2 separate regions of the Homo sapiens genome follow, and region 2 is linked to region 1. A link is a loop called in an ENCODE intact Hi-C map of the cell type or tissue named here. Cell type or tissue: mammary epithelial cell. All regions are shown on one strand. Each heading gives the region's core, and the rest is flanking DNA. Links, peaks and the distances in the headings are about the cores only. Region 1 overlaps LOC102724087 (a long non-coding RNA gene). Region 2 overlaps MAP3K4 (mitogen-activated protein kinase kinase kinase 4).

Region 1 (9,581 bases), core at 695-8,694:
ACACCAATCTCTGCGTCGGTCATCACATGGCCATCTTCTCTCTGTGTCTGTCTCTTGTGTCTCTTTTCCTCTTCTTATAAGGACACTAGTCATGCTGAATTAATGACCTGCCCTCCTCCAGCATGACCTCATCTTAACTTGACTAATTACCTCTGCAACAACCATATTTCCAAATATAATCACATTCTGAGGTTCCGGGAAAAACATGTATTTTTGGGTGATGCTATTCAACCAAGCACAATGGGTCAGTGTGGTTCTGTTACTCAAAAATACTGCAAAATAGAATTTCTTGCTTGATTTCTGAAATCCCCAGAAGGACTGGTTTTTATTTATGTTTGTGCTTTTCACAGTGCTCTGTACTAGAGGAACTCACATTTTGAAATGATTTAGAGTCACATACTAAAAAAAATAGCCAACTGCTCTGTAATTGCATATTTCAGAGCCAACCAAGCCCTGCTGAGTCAGAGCCTCTGAGGAGGCAGACCAGGAACCTGCACTTTCCATGGGTTCCCTATATGGTTCTGATGGAGTTGAGCCTCTTGTTACATGTGCCAGGAGGCACGGGCATGGAGTTTGATTGCATGTGCTCCACAGTAAGGAGCTGAGTTCAAATGATCATGGGCATATTAGTCAGGGTTCTCAAGAGAAACAGAACCAAGAGCATTGTGAAAGGAAACAAAAATCTTGGGACCCCCAAACTCATGATGCCAAAGGGAAAAGTTAAGCTTGGGAACTGAGTCACACAAAAAAACAGCCTTCCAGGCCGGGCACAGTGGCTCATGCCTGTAATCCCAGCACTTTGGGAGGCCAAAGCAGGCAGATCATGAGGTCGGGAGTTTGAGACCAGCCTGGCCAAGAGACCAGCCTGGCCAATATGGTGAAACCCCATCTCTACTAAAAATACAAAAATTAGCCGGGCATGGTGGCAGGCACCTGTAATCCCAGCTACTTGGGAGGCTGAGGCAGGAGAATTGCTTGAACCTGGGAGGTGGAGGTTGCAGTGAGCTGAAGATTACGCCATTGCACTCCAGCCTGGGTGACGGAGTGAGACTTCGACTCAAAACAAAACAAAAAACAAAACAAAACAAAAAAATGCCTTTGTTTTGTTCCTAAACAGATAGCTACAAGATAGAAGGCCACATATTTCCCCCAGGTGGCCTCCCTCACCCTGACAATGTAAACTAACAGCATATCTTCACAGGTAGGGGACAAAGACAAGACCGGAAATTGTCTCCCCACCTTCTTCTACTCTATCTTATATAAAATGCAGATTTACAGAGTGCAAGATAAATGCGTAATTAACTGTTCCTCTTCCTCCTCCTGCTCACTTTTTCCCCTTTAAATATTGACGTCCTCAAAACCCTCTTTGGAAAAAGCAGAGGCCACAGACCTGTCTGCAGCTGTGTCTCTTCTTCCCAGGCACATCTTCAACCTTGGCAAAATAAACCTCTAAATTGATTGAGACCTGTTTCAGACACTTTTTGGTTTACAGCATGGATAGAAAGAAATTTATTGTAAAGAATTGGTGCACGTGATTATGGAGGCTGGCAAGTCCAAAATCAGTCGGGTGGGCCAGCAGGCTGGAAACTAAAGGAAGAGACGACATTGCAGTTCAGGTCCGAAGGCTGACTGCTGATACAATTCCCTCTTGCTCAGGGGAGGTCAGGCTTTTTTTCTATTCAGGCCTTCAACTGACTGGATAAGGCCTGCCCACATTATGGAGGGCAAACTACTTTCAAAATCCATGGAATTTTTTTTTTTTTTTTTTTTTTTTTGAGGCAGGCTCTTACTCTGTCCCCTATGCTGGAGTTCACTGGTGTGATCTTAGCTGTCTGCAACTTCTGCCTCCTGGGTTCAAGAGATTCTCCTACCTCAACCTCCTGAGTAGCTTGGACTTCAGGCCAACCAGTAATTTTTGTATTTTTTGGTAGAGGCAGAGTTTTGCCATTTTGAGCAGGCTGGTCTCGAACTCCTGACCTCAAGTGATCTGCCCACCTTGGCCTCCTAAAGTGCTGGGATTACAGGCATGAGCCACCACACCTGGCCCAAAGTCCACTGATTTCAATGTCAATATCATCCAAAAGCACCCTCACAAAAACACCCAGAATAATATTTGACCATGTATCTGGGCATCATAACCCAGCCAAGCTGACACATAAAATTAGCCAGTACACAGGGTTCTCACCGAGTCCAGCACTGGGAGAGGACCGTGAGGACTAAGCTTTGATTTTTTTTTTTTTCTCTTGCCCAAATTCCTATCTAAGGGGTCTGGAGAGTCATGCCCTACAAACCATCAATTCTCATGAGCTGGGTTTTATTTAACCCTATATGTTGTGACTTACTTTCCAATCTGACTCCGGCATAACATTATGTGACGAGGAAGAAAGTCATATTTTACCCCAAAACATGTTTCTTTGCCCTATTTTGAAATAGCCCTGCAAAGCTGTCCTATGTGGGGGAAAATTTGCATCTGTAAAGAATCTCTATTAACATAGCTAGATCTTTTTCTTCCAGGCCCTCCCAATCCTCAAGAGATTAACTAAGAGTCTAGCACCTTTTAAAGGTCTGAATAGGAAACATTTGTCATCTATTGCCTCTAAGGGCAGCCTGTATAAGACTTCAAAAGAACCTTGGTCTCCACAATCTTTTATCTTAACCTGAACATTTCTTTCTATTGACGCCAGGTCTTGAGACAAACTAAATCAATTGTCAACCAGAAAATGTTTAAATTCGCCTATAGTCTGGAAGCCCCTGCGTCTCTCCCAGCAGGTCCTTGGACCACTAGCCTAGGAATCTCTACATGAAAACACAGATCGTTTGGCCTCATCCAGGAATAAGTGAATCAGAACCCTGGGGCAGGACCCAGGCATCTATATTTTAAACAAATTCTTCAGTTCACATTTAGAAATAAGTACAAATAATAGATTTATAAGTATATTTTAAATATAAAATATACAGTATGTTTAAATATTTATTATACATATAATACTATACTTCTATATTAAAGAGAATAATTATTGATATGAAATTTAAACCTTTGTATAAATGTTGCATAATAATATGTTTATGGGTACATTAGAAATACTGCACATCAGTGTGCAAACTAGAGTCCAGTGTTCTGTTAGCTCATTGGTTTTCTTTGCATCTCTGTTCCTCTTAGTGTCTAAATCTGTACCTGATGTGGCAAAGTGAGCTTAATAAATTACATTGAGCGATGGGTCATCAAGCTAAAATTGGTAGATTATTCATTTTACCAAACATGATTGTTCTAAAGCAATATATGTGGGCCTTTCTGGGAGGAGAAGGAAGGATCACTCTAAGGGAGGCTGATTAAACAGATAGTTTCAAGCACAAGGTAGCATTTGAGTAGGGCCTTGAGAGACAAATGAGATGTCACTAGACAGAAAGGGTGGTGTGTTAATCTGTTTTATGTTGCTATAACAGAATAGCATAGACTGGGTAATTTACAATGAGCAGCAATTTATTGGCTGACAGTTCTGGAAGCTGGAAAGCCCAAGATCAAACTGCTAGCATCTGGCAAGGGCCTTCTTGCTCTGTCATAACACGACAGAAGGCATCACATAGAGGAAGGGCAGAAAGGGGGAGAGGGAGAGGCAGCAAGAGGGGTCAACCCCCTCCCCTCCCAGGATAACAAACCCATTCCCACAATAAGAAAAACAAAGCCTTCATGACCCAAACACTTCTTAAAGGTCCCACCTTCCAATACCATTGCAATGGAAATTAAATTTCAACCCGAGGTTTGAAGGGGCAAACATTCAAATCATGGCTGGTGGGAGTGAACTGAGGGAGAGGGAAGGACAGAAAGCAAAAGTGCATGCAGGGATTCAGGGACGGAGACCACTCAGATGATCTGGGTGACAAGGTTGGAAAGATGAGTGGCGGGTAAAAAGTGAAGAGTTTCAAATGTCAGTCTGCACTTTGCATGCAAATCCACAGTGGCTACTGGAGAGCCTGTTACTCTTCTCAGTTTAGAGTCTTAATTTTAGGTTCTAAGTACAATATAAACTGTCACAATAAGAGGGCAGATTAGAATGCATTTCGAAGCTGCCGTGGTTCCCTAGGAGCAGCACAGAGCAGGAGTCTGCCTCGGCATAGGGCCCATGGCTTGTCACGTGAGAGTCTCAGACCCTGTCCACATCTGAAAACACTCAGAACTCAAGGCTGGAGACTGTAAATCTCTCACTTAGCTGGCAGTCTTTGGTGTGATTCATTCATGCCAGATTCTCAATAAGAGTATTCCTAGGCCCCATCTTTCTGGGTGCCCAGGAACTATGTGAGTGTGAGGCTGGGACACGTCAGAATATTTCAGGCCAAGCTTCTTCACGTCCCCTGCGGTCTGCCAGGTCAGGACGCGTCTGTTATAGGTCATCACCATGGCTTGTTTATGAACTGGCCAAGTGCCTCAGTCACATGAGGGCAGGTGTGTGGGAGGGTATTCTGATTCTTTTATCTGGGAACTGGGTTTGCTCTCATTTTTTCTTTGGAAGACAAAAAAAAAATAGGGAAAACGCATTTGTGTGAAGATACTCCTTGCCTTCCACATGCAGTCTTTCTCTTTGCCATAATTTCCTTTCTTAGTTTCACCTCTAGTTCCTGGGTCCAGGGGAGCAGGTGGGGACAGGGAGCCCCGTCACTACCTACACTGCAGCCTCACTGCACACTATGCACATGGACAAATCCCACCCAGTGGATCTTCTACATCTGCAGTCCAGAGTCGGCTTCCCATTGCTATCAGGCTTCCAAGTTCAATGATCTCATCTCCTAATTATTAAACAAAACATAACAAAACAAAACAAAATGCCAGTTCCTCTAGGCCATGTTTTGCAAATCACACTCCCTGCTTTGTAGAAGTGGCTCTTATGCACTTTAGGCTGAGATAAAAGTTTGTTTTTTAAACATTCCTCATGTTGGGTTTAAGAAAAAACCTTGTCAACATCACAGCATGAAACAATTAACAATTTAAGATAACCAGTCAAGCTTTATCATGAATATATGCATTGAGATGTTCAGAAGAGAATAACAGTGATTTTCAAAAGATGTCTCATTACCAATATTAGCAGTTTCAATAACTGCGAATTAACTTCCTGACTTTATTTCTGAACACTTTCAGAACGACCTCATTTCGCAGAGGTGTATTATTCTCCTACTGTATGCATGGCTCTGTGCGGATTACCAAGGGAAAGGTCACTACCCCAAGGAGTGTGCAATCCAGCTGGGAGATAAGACAAGCACGCATGACATTTCAGTAACAGCTACAAACAGTAAGTGTCCGCTCTGCTCTCTGCCCAGCCAAACCACCCCCATCCTCTGGATCCAGCTGCTGCCCCATCTCCTTCCTGATGAGGTCCTCAGCCTCCCAGGCGGCCCCTTTCTTCCCCCGCCCTGGCTTTCCTGGCCCACATGGCCACTTCCTCCCGCACAGCCTTCTCCTGAGACTTGATTGCCTTGTGTGTGCTACATTTGTTCCCTGGCTGGACTGCATTCCCTGGGGGAGCAAAGGTTTCCCATTTCTTTTATATTCTCTTCAACAACTAGCACCTGGAAAAGGCTCACTAAATAGTCAAATAATAAAGCCCAGGACTCAGCCCACAAGACTTATGAGCAACTATTTACACCCATGGCAGCCTGGAGAGGAGCAGGGGCAACCGGGAGAGCAGAAGGAACTTGAAGGAGTCAATGGCAATGGCTGTGGCCTTGACAAGCAGGAGGCTCTGAATGTAATGGTCAGTGGGTTAACCATCATCACACTGAGGCCAATCCTAACCAGCCCAGCATGGATTATGAGCTAATTTCTGAACCCACAAATAAACAAAAAGCACCTCAATGACAATCACGGGTGCCCCCAGACTGTCCAGTGGTGCGATGCTGGAAGAGACACAGCGAACTTTTTGAAATCTTTGTTATTCTCCTTGGACCCTTTCAATAAAGATAATCATGATAAAGCCAGAGATCCGTCATGCTTATCTTTTGTGTGTGTGTGTGTGTGTGTGCGCGTGTGCGTGCGCGTGCGCGCAATGGAGTCTCGCTCTGTCACCCAGGCTGGAGTGCAATGGCGCAATCTCGGCTCACTGCAACCTCTGCCTCTCAGGTTCAAGCGATTCTCCTGCCTCAGCCTCCTGAGTAGCTGGGATTACAGGCGCATGTCACCATGCCTGGCTAATTTTTGCATTTGTAGTAGAGACAGGGTTTCACCATGTTGGTCAGGCTGGTCTCGAACTCCCGGCATCGTAATCTGCCCACCTCGGCCTTCCAAAGTGCTGGGATTACAGGCATGAGCCACCGCGCCTGGCCCCTCATGCTTATCTTAAATTGTTATTTGTTTTATGCTCTGATGCTAAAAATGTTTTTACCTTAGCTCGACATAAATATTTTTAAAAAATCAACTTGTATCTCAATCTAAAGTGCCTAAGAGCCACGTCTACATTTATGAATCGAGATGAGTCATGGCCATGGCAGTAGCAGCCCTTTGTGTCTGCTGCAAATGAGTTTCTACTTGCTACACAGCTTCCACATACACAGCTGTTAAAAACCACCAACATTGGAGTCAGGTTTCAGTTAGCTGTAGTTTTAGGTTCTGATCATCAGTGGCTTTACTGAGATGTTTGTATTGGAACAAAAATTGTAGTTCATTGAAATGAATAAACCATGCAACTTTTAAGCTGCAGAATCTTGCCAATGTGATCAGAAGAATTTGTTGTTGTTGTTTTTTGAGACAGGGTCTTGCTCTGTTGCCTAGGCTGGAGTGTAGTGGTGTGATCACGGCTCACTGCAGCCTCGATCTCCCATGCTTAAGAGAGCCTCTCACTTCAGCCTCTCGAGTAGCTGGGACTATAGGCACGCACCACCATTCCTGGCTAATGTTTATTTTTTGTAGAGAGGAGGTACCACTACGTTGCCCAGGCTGGTCTTGAACTCCTGGACTCAAGCAATCCTCCTGCCTCAGCCTTCCAAAGTGCTGGGATTCCAGGCATGAGCCATGCCTAGCTGATCAGACAAATTTGTATTCTGATTTGTGGCAAGGTGTGGAGGGCTCTGTGGGCTCCACAGATCTAATGATCCAACATAGTGCATTTTTGTGCCTTCATCAACTACTGAAGAATGACCCTGTGGAAATGTGAAACATTGCCTCAGTCATGGGTATTTTATACTGGTCACGTGCAAGGAGTTTTGAATTAAAATGTATTTGCTGCAATTCAGAAAGCGTAACATTCAAAAGTTTTTCCTGCAAATTGTCTCACAGCCTTAAGGAACAGCTTTATATTTTACAGAAAGCATTTTCTTTGTGACCCTGGATCCACTTATGCAAATGAGGGCCAATTCCTGAAGCTCTATATTTCATTTTCTCAAACTCAGTCCTGTAAAAGAATGAGTAACTGCATCCCTCCTACCTCCCTGTGTGTTTTGAGAACTAATAAGACACAGATGAAGCACCCTAAATTTAGGACAGCTGTTGTCAAAATGGTTTGTGCAGGTCAAGGTCACTGTTTTTAGAGAGGACCGCTATGTGTAGTGTGCTGCCTTCCAATGAGCATGGCCAAGGACTCAGTTTCATCTAATGGAACACCTTCAAACTGTCACAGGTAGCTAAGAGCTTAGTGGATGGAATGACTTCCAGGAAGAAAGATATTCACCTTCCACTGCTAGCCCAGACCAGTGGTTTACAATTCAGACTTGAAATTCTTTTAGCTTTAAACCTAAATCCACATTTAAGATCAATTAAGACCATTCATTCTGTCCAGCATTAGTACAGATGGAATCCTGCTGTACACTAGTACAATAATGTCCATGTATTTTAAATCACGACTAACTTCCTCGCTTTTCCTCAGAAAAATAACATAAACTACCATATTCTTTGCTCATTAGACCTATTTTCCAAAGCTACACCCACCTCTGCAACTCTCTTTTGAATGGCGATATGGTTTGGCTGTGTCGCCACCCAAATCTCACCTGGAATTGTAATAATCCCCATGTGTTAAGGGCAGAGCCAGGTGGAGATAATTGAATCATGGGGGCACTTTCCCCCATGTTGTTCTTGTGGTAACGAATAAGTCTCACGAGAGCTGATGGTTTTATAAATGAGAGTTCCCCTGCACAAGCTCTCTTGCCTGCTGCCATTTAATACGTGCCTTTGCTTTTCCTTTGCCTTCTGCCATGATTGTGAAGCTTCCCCAGTCATATGGAACTGTGAGTCTATTAAACCTCTTTCCTTTATAAATTACCCAGTCTTGGGTATGTCTTTACTAGCAGTGTGAGAACAGGCTAATACAAGTGACTTCTAAGCTTTCCCCATCTCCAGAGGTCTTGACTTCTAAACTAGATACAGGTTTTCTTGGCTCTACTTGCAATTCACAATTAGAGCAGGACTCATTTTTATATTTTTGGCTTGCAGTTAAACTTTAAAATGTATCTTCCTAAATTGCATGGTTTCTTTCTGTTGGTCTCAGTTGAGTATATAGGGCTGGGGACAAGCAGACCAGATTCATTTGCTGTCTTTTACACCTTTAACTCTTAGGAAAACTATTCTTTGAGACTTTTCTTTTCTTTTTTTCTTTTTTTTTTTTTTGGGGGGGACAGAGTCTGGCTCTGTCGCCCAGGCTGGAATGCAGTGGCACGATCTTGGCTCACTGCAAGCTCCACCTCCCGGGTTCACACCATTCTCCTGCCTCAGCCTCCCAACTAGCTGGGACTACAGGCGACCGCCACCACACCCGGCTAATTTTTTGTATTTTTAGTAGAGATGGGGTTTCACCGCATTAGCCAGGATGGTCTCGATCTCCTGACCTCGTGATCCACCCGCCTCGGCCTCCCAAAGTTCTGGGATTACAGGCGTGAGCCACCACGCCCAGCCTCTTTGAGACTTTTTTTATGGACTCCTTCAAAACAAGCTGTAACATATTTCTTCACAGTACTTGAGCTTTAAAAAAAAACTGGAGATGCTTTTTGCCCACATGGTTTTCTGACTCAGTTTACCTTGACACGGTGAAGCTCAGGCAAAAGCACAGGTGAGCCCCAGGGAGGCCCTCCGCAGACTCTTCCACTCTCACTTGATATTTCTCACACAATGTTCTTCTTGCAGACTGCAAATCACAACAAAATTCCAGGTGACAATGTATTCCCTAATTTCATAGATCTTTAAATATCTTGCTATTACTGAGCTGAGGGACATAGGGAAAGAGGAGGTATTCTACTGACCAACACCCACTTATTGAGCAGTAGATGGAACACCCACTTACTGCATCTTTGTCAATGCTGTGAATGATACCAAAGAGGTAGAAGAAGATATTTTTGTATCTTATGCCAGTTATGAAGGGTTTTGGTTTAATGTAAGAATAATCATACCACTTGTCTTAGTCTGTTTAGGCTGCTATCACAAAATACCATAAATTGGTGGCTTATAAACAACAGAAATGTCATTCTCACAGTTCTGGAGGCTGGGAAGTTCAAGACCAAGGCACTGGCATATTTGGTTTCTGGTGTGGGCTGCTTCCCAGTTCATAAGCAGTGCCTTCTTGCTGTGTCCTCACCTGGTAGAAGGGGTAAGGCAACTCTCTGAGCCTGTT
Region 2 (9,581 bases), core at 796-8,795, 64 kb before region 1:
TATAGGCACACGCATGCATGCACACACACACACCTTGAGATATTTCCTAACAGGGATGTGTGTGTGTGTGTGTGTGTGTGTGTGTGTGTGCAAATTCTCATATAAATTGCAAAATATTTGCTCTACTTCTGTAACCCAGCTATGGCTGATGACCATCCCGCTATGGCAGTGCTAGAATAGAAATGCAAAATGAAGCTGACAATGATCGCCCAGCAATGCCCTGGAAAGGGTTTTGGCTTGGGTGTCTTTTAAATTCCTATTTCACCTACTTAAACTATGAGATAAACTGAATGTACTTCCTTCTGCTATATTAAAAAGAAAACAAACATTTAAGGAAAAAAATGGTTTGACTGTCTCTTAAACCAACCTTAAGAACAAACAGTTATATTTGACTAAATATTGTCCAAAACGTATCAAAATCTTAATTGCTATAAATTGGTAATGACTACCATTATCCAAAAGCATAATCTCAAATAACACCGCAGCTAGCTCCTGTGGTGTTAAACTTAACACTCACCACAGTATGAAATCAAGCCTGTTCACTGAGTTCACTCGAGTTTACCTGGTAGGTTACATCAACTGGGACGTCAGATAGCAGACTTTCAGGTAATGCAGAGCTAATCATCCTTACCCAACACTCAAACACAGTCTTTAGATAAAATGCCTTTTTTTAAACTATCATATAAATTAAGAAAGTTTTCCCAATAAGACAGGAATTTTCAGCTTTTGGTGAAGGCTGGGCCATGAGATGCAGCAGCCATTTTGTAGTACACAGCCTCTTCTCTCCACTGTTCAAACATACACTAACATCCTGCTGCTAAGAAGGGACTGTGTAGATATAATTCAAGTCCTTAGCCAGCTCATTTTTGTTTAATCAAAAGGGAGATTTTCTTGAGTGGGCCTGACTTAATCACATAAAAGCCCTTTAAAAGAAGGCCTGAAACTTGTGGTGGTGACACGCACCAGGAGGGTCAGCTACTCTGGAAGCTGAGGCGGGAGGATCACTTGAGTCCAGAGGTTCCGGGCCAGTCTGGGCAACATAGCGAGACCCCATCTCTAAAAAAAAAAAAAAGAAAAAAAAAAAAAGAAACAATAACTCAAGGCCTTTACCCTCCCTGAGAGCATCTGCCTGTCCATGGTTGGAGTCTGTCCACCTTCTGTCCGTCTGGTATCACAAGTAGCCCACACCTGAAGTGGAGATACCAGTTTCTGCTCGTCAACTCTCTATGTAACAGCCACACTGGTCTAAAAGGTCCAAGACAAGGCACTGGGCTTAAAGCCCTGCACAAGCTGTAGTGGGAGTGGCTGCACAGGGCAGCCCCACTTGAGGCCCAAGTGCACCTGGGGGCCATGTCCGAGGCATCAGGAAGATGATTTCCTGTGCTCCTGAAAGTCACCAGATCTAAAGCTGCTGCTGCAATGGCCGTGGTCCTCTCTGGAGCCTTAGCCGACAACAGGCTCCTGGCCCTACCCTTGCCCCCATACCAGCTGAGCCCCTAGAGGCAAGTCCTCCATGCGACAGCCCTGCAAATGGCCGTATCTCAGGGGTTCACTTCCTTGCTCCCTCACAGATGCCTGTGGGCTGAGGGTCCTGGGCCTCGGCAGGGTTAGGGGAAGGACCAGGGATGACTGGCAGCGTAGAGATGCCAGTAGCCTGCACTCCAGCCCCCAGGGGCTCCTGTTAAGAGATAGTTACCCACAGACAGGTGCTGGGAAGGCATCAGCGTGGTCAGCATTCATGGATTTGCCGATAGGTAGTCAGGTTGGGTCCTGAGAAAGTGAATCCTAGAGCTATATGTTCCTTGGGCAGGTGCTGGAGGTAGGGCTGGTCCTCCTGCTATTCCTTGGGCTGGAAGCCACCAGGCCCTCCTTCCAGGGCAGCAGTTCTAGCTCTGCTCCACCTTGGCCTTCTCCTACCCAAAGCCTTCTCCTACTCACACTCTGGACATGGCTGCTTCACCTTCTCCTCCAGGTGGCTCCCAGGCTTCTGATTAAGCCAGCCCGTGGAAGACAATCTCCCTTTCATTAACTCAACATCAACAGGTTAGGGAGGTTAACTGCACCTGCAGAACCCACTGGCCAGCAGCATGCAGAACAGTGTTTGATCAATGGGGAGAAAGTGGGTGGACCTCACAGGAGTCACTGCCTCCCTTCTATCCCTATTTGCACAAAGATAATATCCTCTTACTGAACAAACTTGTTGACATTTATGACCTTTTAAAAAGTCTTTTCTGTAAAACCAGCAAATGTGGAGTTGGGGGACTATCTCTGTTCTTGGCTAGTGTGGAAGAGACCTTGTAGCCTTTGCACTAATTTTGAATTTGCTATGCATCTGATGGCTTTATCCTTTGAGTGCAACTCATGTCAGGATGAGCAGTTTTGTTAAATTCATGGTAAATGTTATCTAGGTCAATGCTTCTTAACCTTATTTGGGTCACAGACTACATTTGCGAATCTGATGAAAACCATGGACTCCTTACAAAAATGCACACATGCACATAATAAAATCTGCATTCAGTTTCCAGGGACCCACAATCCTCGTGATTGCAATATAAATAGGGCTTTGATAACTTTCTTTGATTCCTCACGTTTTCTAAATAGTTGCATTCAATTAAATACTGTGATTCAAGTGAGACATTTCTGAAGCTGTATATATCTGTGTGTGTGTAGGTTGCACACACACCATGTAAATGTCTATATATAGTACTTGTATGTAGCCTCATATTTCCAGTAAATTTCATACTGGCCTTATGCATTCAACCACAATCCCCAACTATATTCTCCTTAGTAAAGATAAATATAAAATGAGAAATAGGCAAATTTAAACAGCTAAACTGGCAGATTTTTATATTACTAATACAGAAAATACAAAGAAACGAGGTATTCATACATTGTTGGTAGGAGTATCAAAATGAACTGTCCTTTTGCAGAATGACACGCACAATATCTACCAAATTAAAACACACATACCATTCAATACAGCAATTCCACCACTAGGTATCTAATCTACAAAAATACTCCATATATGAGTAAAGATAAATGAACAGAGATGCTCCCCGCAATAGTATTTTTTGTTTGAAACTATGGAAACACACTATAGGGAACATGGTTATAATGATCCAAACAATACCTTACTTTAAATGTCCTTACACAGAACAATGGCCTCCACCTATTACTAAGTGGAAAAGAGCAGTTATATGTTGGATGTTCTAATTCAACTAACTTTGTAAAATTCCATAATGCTGTATTTATGGTGTGCATCTCTCTTATCTTTACAAAACTAAGAGCTTATTTACAGGCATTCTTCTTAGTACCAATGTTTTATCTCTAATTTCTCCTGTCTATAACTTCCCATTCTAACATGTCACTGGTAATGATTTGCAGGAAATTAGCACTATTATAATTCCATCAAATAATTTCAATGAGTCAATTGTCTAATCACACATATGCACCACAATTAGGGCTATCAATTTTCTCAAGATCTGAATTTACAATTATAAAAAACAAATACATGACAATAGTAGCTACTCTGAGCCTACAGAGGTAATAACATTGCAAGAATCATACCTGTATAATCAGTTCATGAGCATGGCTACCATAGCTAAAAAGCCAGTATTGCTGGTTCTTATCTCTTCCTCTAAATAGTCCCCTCAGTTACCTTTCTGAGTCCTTACATTCCTTCAGGGATGTACTTGATGTTTTTTTTTTTTTTTTTTTTTGCATTTTTGCGGGTTCGGGGCTAGGGGAAGCAAAGACAGTATGACTGACCAGATTCTAATTCCCCAAAGCTTTACAATGAATGCATGTAGCAGTTAACTTCCCAAAGTAACCTACAAACCCGACCTGGTACCGCTGCCTTGAGCAGTCGCCTCCCACAGTGAATTTGGGCCAGCCTCATGGAACTAAAAGAACACAACAGAAGTGACACTGCACAACCGCGGAAGCTAAGGCCTAAGAAGGCCTGCGATTTCCACCTCAGTCTCTCAAAACACTGGCTCTGAGGAAAGACAGCTGCCGTGTAAGAAGTCCAATTACCCAAGGACCACCCTGGGCTAGCCATGAGGAAGATCACATGGAAAGAAAACTGTGCCAGCAGCCCTCAGCTGTTCCTGCTCTCTCAGCCCAAGTGAACAGACACATATGTGAGTGAGGGAGCCATCGTGGATGTTTGACATCCAGCAGACACTATGCAGACAAAAAAAATGAGGGCTCAGACTTAGGGCCCCAGCCAAGCCAGGATGTTTCCAGCCAACTGAGCTATTCCAGCCAAGGCTCCAGACATCCTGGGACAGGGATGACCTGTACCCTGCCTACACACCTGAACCACAGAATCATGAGCAATAAAATAATTGCTCTTTCATGCCATTAAGTTTCACAGTGGTTTGTTACACAACAATAGATAATCTGAAAAATGCAAATGTTATTGGTGACTATTTAAAAGATGAGTCCAACTCTGACCGCAGTTCTAAAGTTAATAGTATGACTCAGAGATCCTTTGTCTGTTGCAGTGAGAAAGAAATAATGTAACAGTTCACATTTCCTTGGACAGCTTTTTAAATAAATCTGACCAATCTAATTAATTCTAAAAAGCTCCTCAAAATACTGAGGGGGCCAATATATTATTATGAGTCACATGCTAGTCTGAAATACTAGTCTTCCTGACTCAGCTTTGAGGTCACAGCACAAATGTCACTTGTTCCAGAAGTCTTCCCAAGCCCAGGTCTTCTCAATACTGCCTCCTGTGTGCATCCAGATGAGCCTGTACTGTTGGTCATTTGTGTACTCCCTACTTGACCTGGAACTAGGTCTTATTCATCTTCCAAAAGAGCACATGCCTATGGAGTCACTCAAATGCTGATTCAATGGAAAGAATGGAGGAGAAATAAGGAAAGAACAGAGGGAGGAAAGGAAAAAAGGAAGTGAGGAGAGAAAGCGTGAGAAAGGCAGAAGAAAGAAAAGAAAGGAAGAGGATGAAAGGAAGGATGGAAGGAAGGAAAGACAGGCAACAGCAACAGTAACAAAAAAAATGTACTAGCAGCATTATGTAGTGAGATAAAGCGAAGGACTAGGAAGACATACAAGGAAATGTGTAGTCCAGGCAGGACAGAAGCAGGAACAGTAGCTACACGACTTGAGACAATCATTTAATCTAAGACTCAGGGTCCTAAAAATGGGCACACCATTTAATAAGGATATGTCAACAATGTAATTATTTAATTTTGCTTTAAGATTTAAGTCAAGAAAAAAAGTAGTAAGTGTTGGGAAGAAATCCTGACTTTACAACCGGTCATGGTTGCTCGTGCCTATAATCCCAGCACTTTGGGAGACTGAGGCAGGTGGATCACCTGAGGTCAGCAGTTCGAGACCAGCCTGGCCAACATAGCGAAACATCGTCTCTACCAAAAATACAAAATTAGTCGGGCATGGTGGCGCATGCCTGTAGTCCTAGCTACTCGGGAGGGTGAGGCAGGAGAATTGCTTGAACCCAGGAGGCGGAGGTTGCAGTGAGCTGAGATCGCGCCACTGCACTCCAGCCTGGGCAACAAGAGTGAAACTCCGTCTCAGAAAAAATAAAAGAAATCCTGAGTTTACAATAATAATGATGATAACTAATACTGAATACATAATCCTAACAACACTATAAGGCAGATGATTTTACAGATAGAGAAACGAGATATGGAGGCTGCATACGCAGAAGATAGCGGAACCAGGACTGGAGTCCGGGTGATCAAGCAACCAAGATTCTGCTTTTGTCCACCATGCTGTGCTGCAATAGTCTGAGAACAAATAAATTCTCAAAGACTATTAACCACCACAACCAAGACTAAGACATTAAAATGGCCCACTTGTCTACCACTGGCGTCCCATTTCCACCTTGTCTTGGTATTCATAAACAAGAATGTCCGCAAGAAATAGTTCACCAGCTGGCATACATGTGAAGCCACTTTCTAATATACATGTGACTGAGACATTTAAAATTGAAAGCCGTAAAACTTCTCTGAGCCAGTTTCCTCAGCTGTAAAATAAGTACAGGTTTAAAGTCCTTTATCTGAAATGCTTGGGACCAGAAGTGTTTTGGATTTTGGAATATTTGCATTATACTTTCTGAGTAAGCACCACAAATCCAAAAATCTGAGGTTCAAAATGCTCCAATTAGCATTTCCTTGGAGCATCATGTCTGTATTCAAAAGGCCTCAGACTCTGGAGCATGTAGATTAGGGATACTCAAAATTTGTATTATATAAGACCAACACCTCACTGGGTTATTACATTATTCAAAAGATAATTCTTTTGAGGTGTTAAGCACAGTGATTAACCGATAGTAAGCACCCAGTAATTGCTAATGATAACTGTGAAGATGCTGCTACAAATGATATAGCAGCCATTTAAATTAAAAGTACAGGCTATTCTGTGACAAAAAAAGTTCATAAAACATTAAATTTAAGAAGCCATTATAAAATAGTAAAGATAGTACAGCATAAACATATATAGCAAAAAGCTAGAGAGTCTGTAGTCAGGCTTTTACAAATGGTAAAAGAAGCTACTTTTGTGTATTAGGTTTAATGGGTGATTTTTATTCTTTTGTCTGTATTTTCTGAATTTCCTGCAACAAACACATAATCTTTTGCAATAAGAAAAATAATAACTTATTAAGGATTTTGGTGTCCTGGGTCTGCTATCAGATAGCTATAAATCAAAGGGTCTGTGAGCATTAGCTTCTTCATCTGAAAAACGGCAAGAACTTGAGCAAATGATCTCTGAGGCTCCTTCTGGCTCTAAAATTCTATAATTTCATAAAATAAACAATTTTAAAAATTGTGGAAGAAAAGGGCCAATCCTTTCCTTTCCCTCTATCTCTCGCACAGACCAGCAGGACAACAGAACCTCAACAAACATCTAGTGACTGGCTGTCTCACTGATTAGTGAAAGACCATAAAGTCAACTCAAATATTGCCTTCGGATAAGCGTAAACACTGTTGCTTGTACTAGGAAAAAGTCCAAATAGAGTACCAGGAGAACTAGTGGTACAAATAGTCCTGACACTATCTCAAGCCTTCTGGACTTAAAAAGATTTGCTCTGAAGCCCTGGGCCTCAGTTTCTCAATCTATAAAATGGGGAAATTGTGTTCTCAACTCATGTTCTAAAATAGTATGAATCAACAAGAAAAAGCAAGTGTACTACCGGCATCTTCTTACTTTACTAACACGAAGCAAATATTTATTAACTAATGTTGATTCAGTAGATGCTACTTCACTGATTCCTACCATAGATAAGAAACTTCTATAGTCATTTGAGAAATTTCTTTGAGAAAATGTACAATAAATGATTTTCAAGATGACAAATTGCAGTGGGAAATTTCCAAAGGGGTAAGTACAGGCCACAGGTTAAAAAATTACAGCAAATCAAATTTTATAAGAAGTATCTTATGTGGAAAAATCATTTGTGGGAAAGACTCTTTCCTGCTTGGGAACTTCCCTTGTATAGCATCTCACTCAAGCAAATCAACACAACAAAACCCACTTCTCTTGCCCTCCTGCTCTCTTGAGGAAGGGCTCTGATGGGAATGCAAAGTGAAGATGCCACTAACAGCCATCAAAGCTCAATATATGGAAGAAATCTACAGAAAGAGGAAGCAGAACAAAGAGGAAGAATGAACACAGACTACAGAAAGGGAGAGGTAGAAATGAGTGTGAGGTCAACAGGAAGAAATTTCTCAGACAAGATGAAGACTAAAATCCGCATCTCATGCAGTAATAGCTGAATAAATTCCAGGAATATATGGCATTTGTTTTAGGACAAGTGGTTTGCTGAGATTAACAGGTAAATTCTAAAACCACAAGATTCCAGGCCATCACGTAGGGTACAAGGAGGCTGCAGCGCAGTATCGTTCAATTCATCTACCACAAAAAAAGAACAGTTACGTCCCACTAAAAGGAGGTTGGGGGGAAAGAAAAAGCACGAAACTCTCCGTGTCTAATAGAGCAATATGTGGACTTTACGATCCTAAATAAAGAGAAAAGTAGAAAGCAGGTTCTGTCATGGTTGTTAGGTGTGGGGTCACTGTGCTTAGTATGAAAAAGAGAGCCCTACACACTAAAGATAGCACCCCGGGGCACCAGCAGAGAGCAGAGGGAATCCAGGGGAAGACAGCCTGGCTCTGTCTCTCCTCAAATCCCCAATACACCACTTCTGGGCAGAGGAAATCTAGAAACTTCAGCCTAAGAGACTGAAAGAATAGAAGGCCATCTATCCCATGTAACCAGTTGCCATCTTGTATTAGTACACTGGGAAACATTTGCCCTCTTTCACTTCTTCAAATGCCCGTGCATTGCTGGCTTTAACCATTACTCAGGACAAACGTTTCTATCTCTGGAAAACTATGTGTCAATTTTATTAATACTAATGGTAATAATTCAAAAAAAAATTGAACTTTACAGGAGCATTAAAATCAAATTAAAAATAAAAGAAATTGCTAACTTTATTGTTGAAAGAATCAATCAAGTGCCATACCCTCTCATGTACACCTCTTTTCAAGTACAAGACTCACCTTTCAAATTAGACCGACTGGCTGGCCTCCCCACATTATTCCTCTGATGTTTGGTTGACATGCGTTTCATCTGTCGAGGTGTGCTGGGGGGAGAGGTACCATAAAGATTCTCTGTATTTGTTTCATCGGAGAAGTCTTCTAGATCAGATTCAGGACTCTTGCAAGCTGAATCTCCCAATGTGCCCTCTTGCCTATGAAAGACAGTGTGCAGGGAAAATATTCAGCAACACAGTTAAGTGAATTCAAATTTACTTATAATTTTTTAAATAATTCTTTGTAAAACTTTTGTACAGAAAAATCTCTTCAGCACTGTGCTCCTCCTCATTTTTACCTGTGAAAACTCAAAAGGAGAACTTTTCTTTTGCTTGAAGAGAGTAATAATTGTGACTGCCGCTTCTCCTACCATGAACAAGGAGTACCACATGGGTAGAGCTGTTATGCTTTCTGTTTCTCTTGTTTATAGAGCTCTTTCTAACACAAATGAAATATAGAACTAAAAACTTACGCCTTAAGGAAAAACCAGCGAAGGACTAGAAGATACAAATCAGACAGAACTAAAAATGTACTTATGTGCTAGCTGCTGACAGCTTAATTGATGAGTGGGCAAGTTCAGTCCTGCTCTGAACTTCAGTGCCTCGCCTCTTTCTGTCTTTGAAACACACAGAAAACAGAATGTATAGGAGCACTTTGCTATGATCCACACAGCAAAGCACGAAGTACCAAGAAAGTATGGCAGGTCCATTTCCTAAGTTGTCTGATAAAAATTACAGTGCAGACATTATGTATGTATTTAATACCACTGAACCACTTGAAAATGATTAAAACATTAAATTTTATCTTATGTGTATTTTAACACAATAAAAAATTGGGAAGAAAAAAACCACAGTGCAGAACTCAAGGTGCAGGGGAGAAGGATGATGTAAAAGAGGAAAAACAAAATTGTTTCTTTTCACCTTCAAAATGCAATTTCTCATTAATTTGTTCTCTAAAAACACTGCCTGCCAATTCTCTATCCCTGGCCAACTTCTCAAA

Evidence for each region. A loop is a pair of places that touch in the nucleus more often than their neighbours do. Peaks named below come from ENCODE experiments on the same cell type or tissue, not always from the same donor. Only the 100,000 strongest peaks of a DNase experiment are listed, where the experiment ranks them.
Region 2: a loop joins it to region 1, with 3 times the contacts of the local background. A loop is called at or near these places in 2 of 110 quality-filtered maps.

What each region holds. Positions count from the first base shown.
Region 1 is chr6:160,969,235-160,978,815 of GRCh38, reverse strand. It overlaps LOC102724087 (a long non-coding RNA gene), which reads right to left. Exons shown (of 6, transcript NR_187757.1): 5 at 8,992-9,098. Among named protein-coding and RNA genes, the nearest start is that of MAP3K4, 18 kb to the left of the region's middle. RefSeq lists an enhancer at 2,279-2,993. In mammary epithelial cell, for the core only: no CTCF peak of the experiment used is centred there; DNase peaks (open chromatin) are centred at 4,315 and 6,515; H3K27ac peaks cover 2,197 bases.
Region 2 is chr6:161,033,418-161,042,998 of GRCh38, reverse strand. It overlaps MAP3K4 (mitogen-activated protein kinase kinase kinase 4), which reads right to left. Exons shown (of 27, transcript NM_005922.4): 2 at 8,550-8,740. Among named protein-coding and RNA genes, the nearest start is that of MAP3K4-AS1, 46 kb to the right of the region's middle. RefSeq lists an enhancer at 4,138-4,207. In mammary epithelial cell, for the core only: a CTCF peak has its summit at 4,741; DNase peaks (open chromatin) are centred at 4,608 and 4,718; H3K27ac peaks cover 1,692 bases.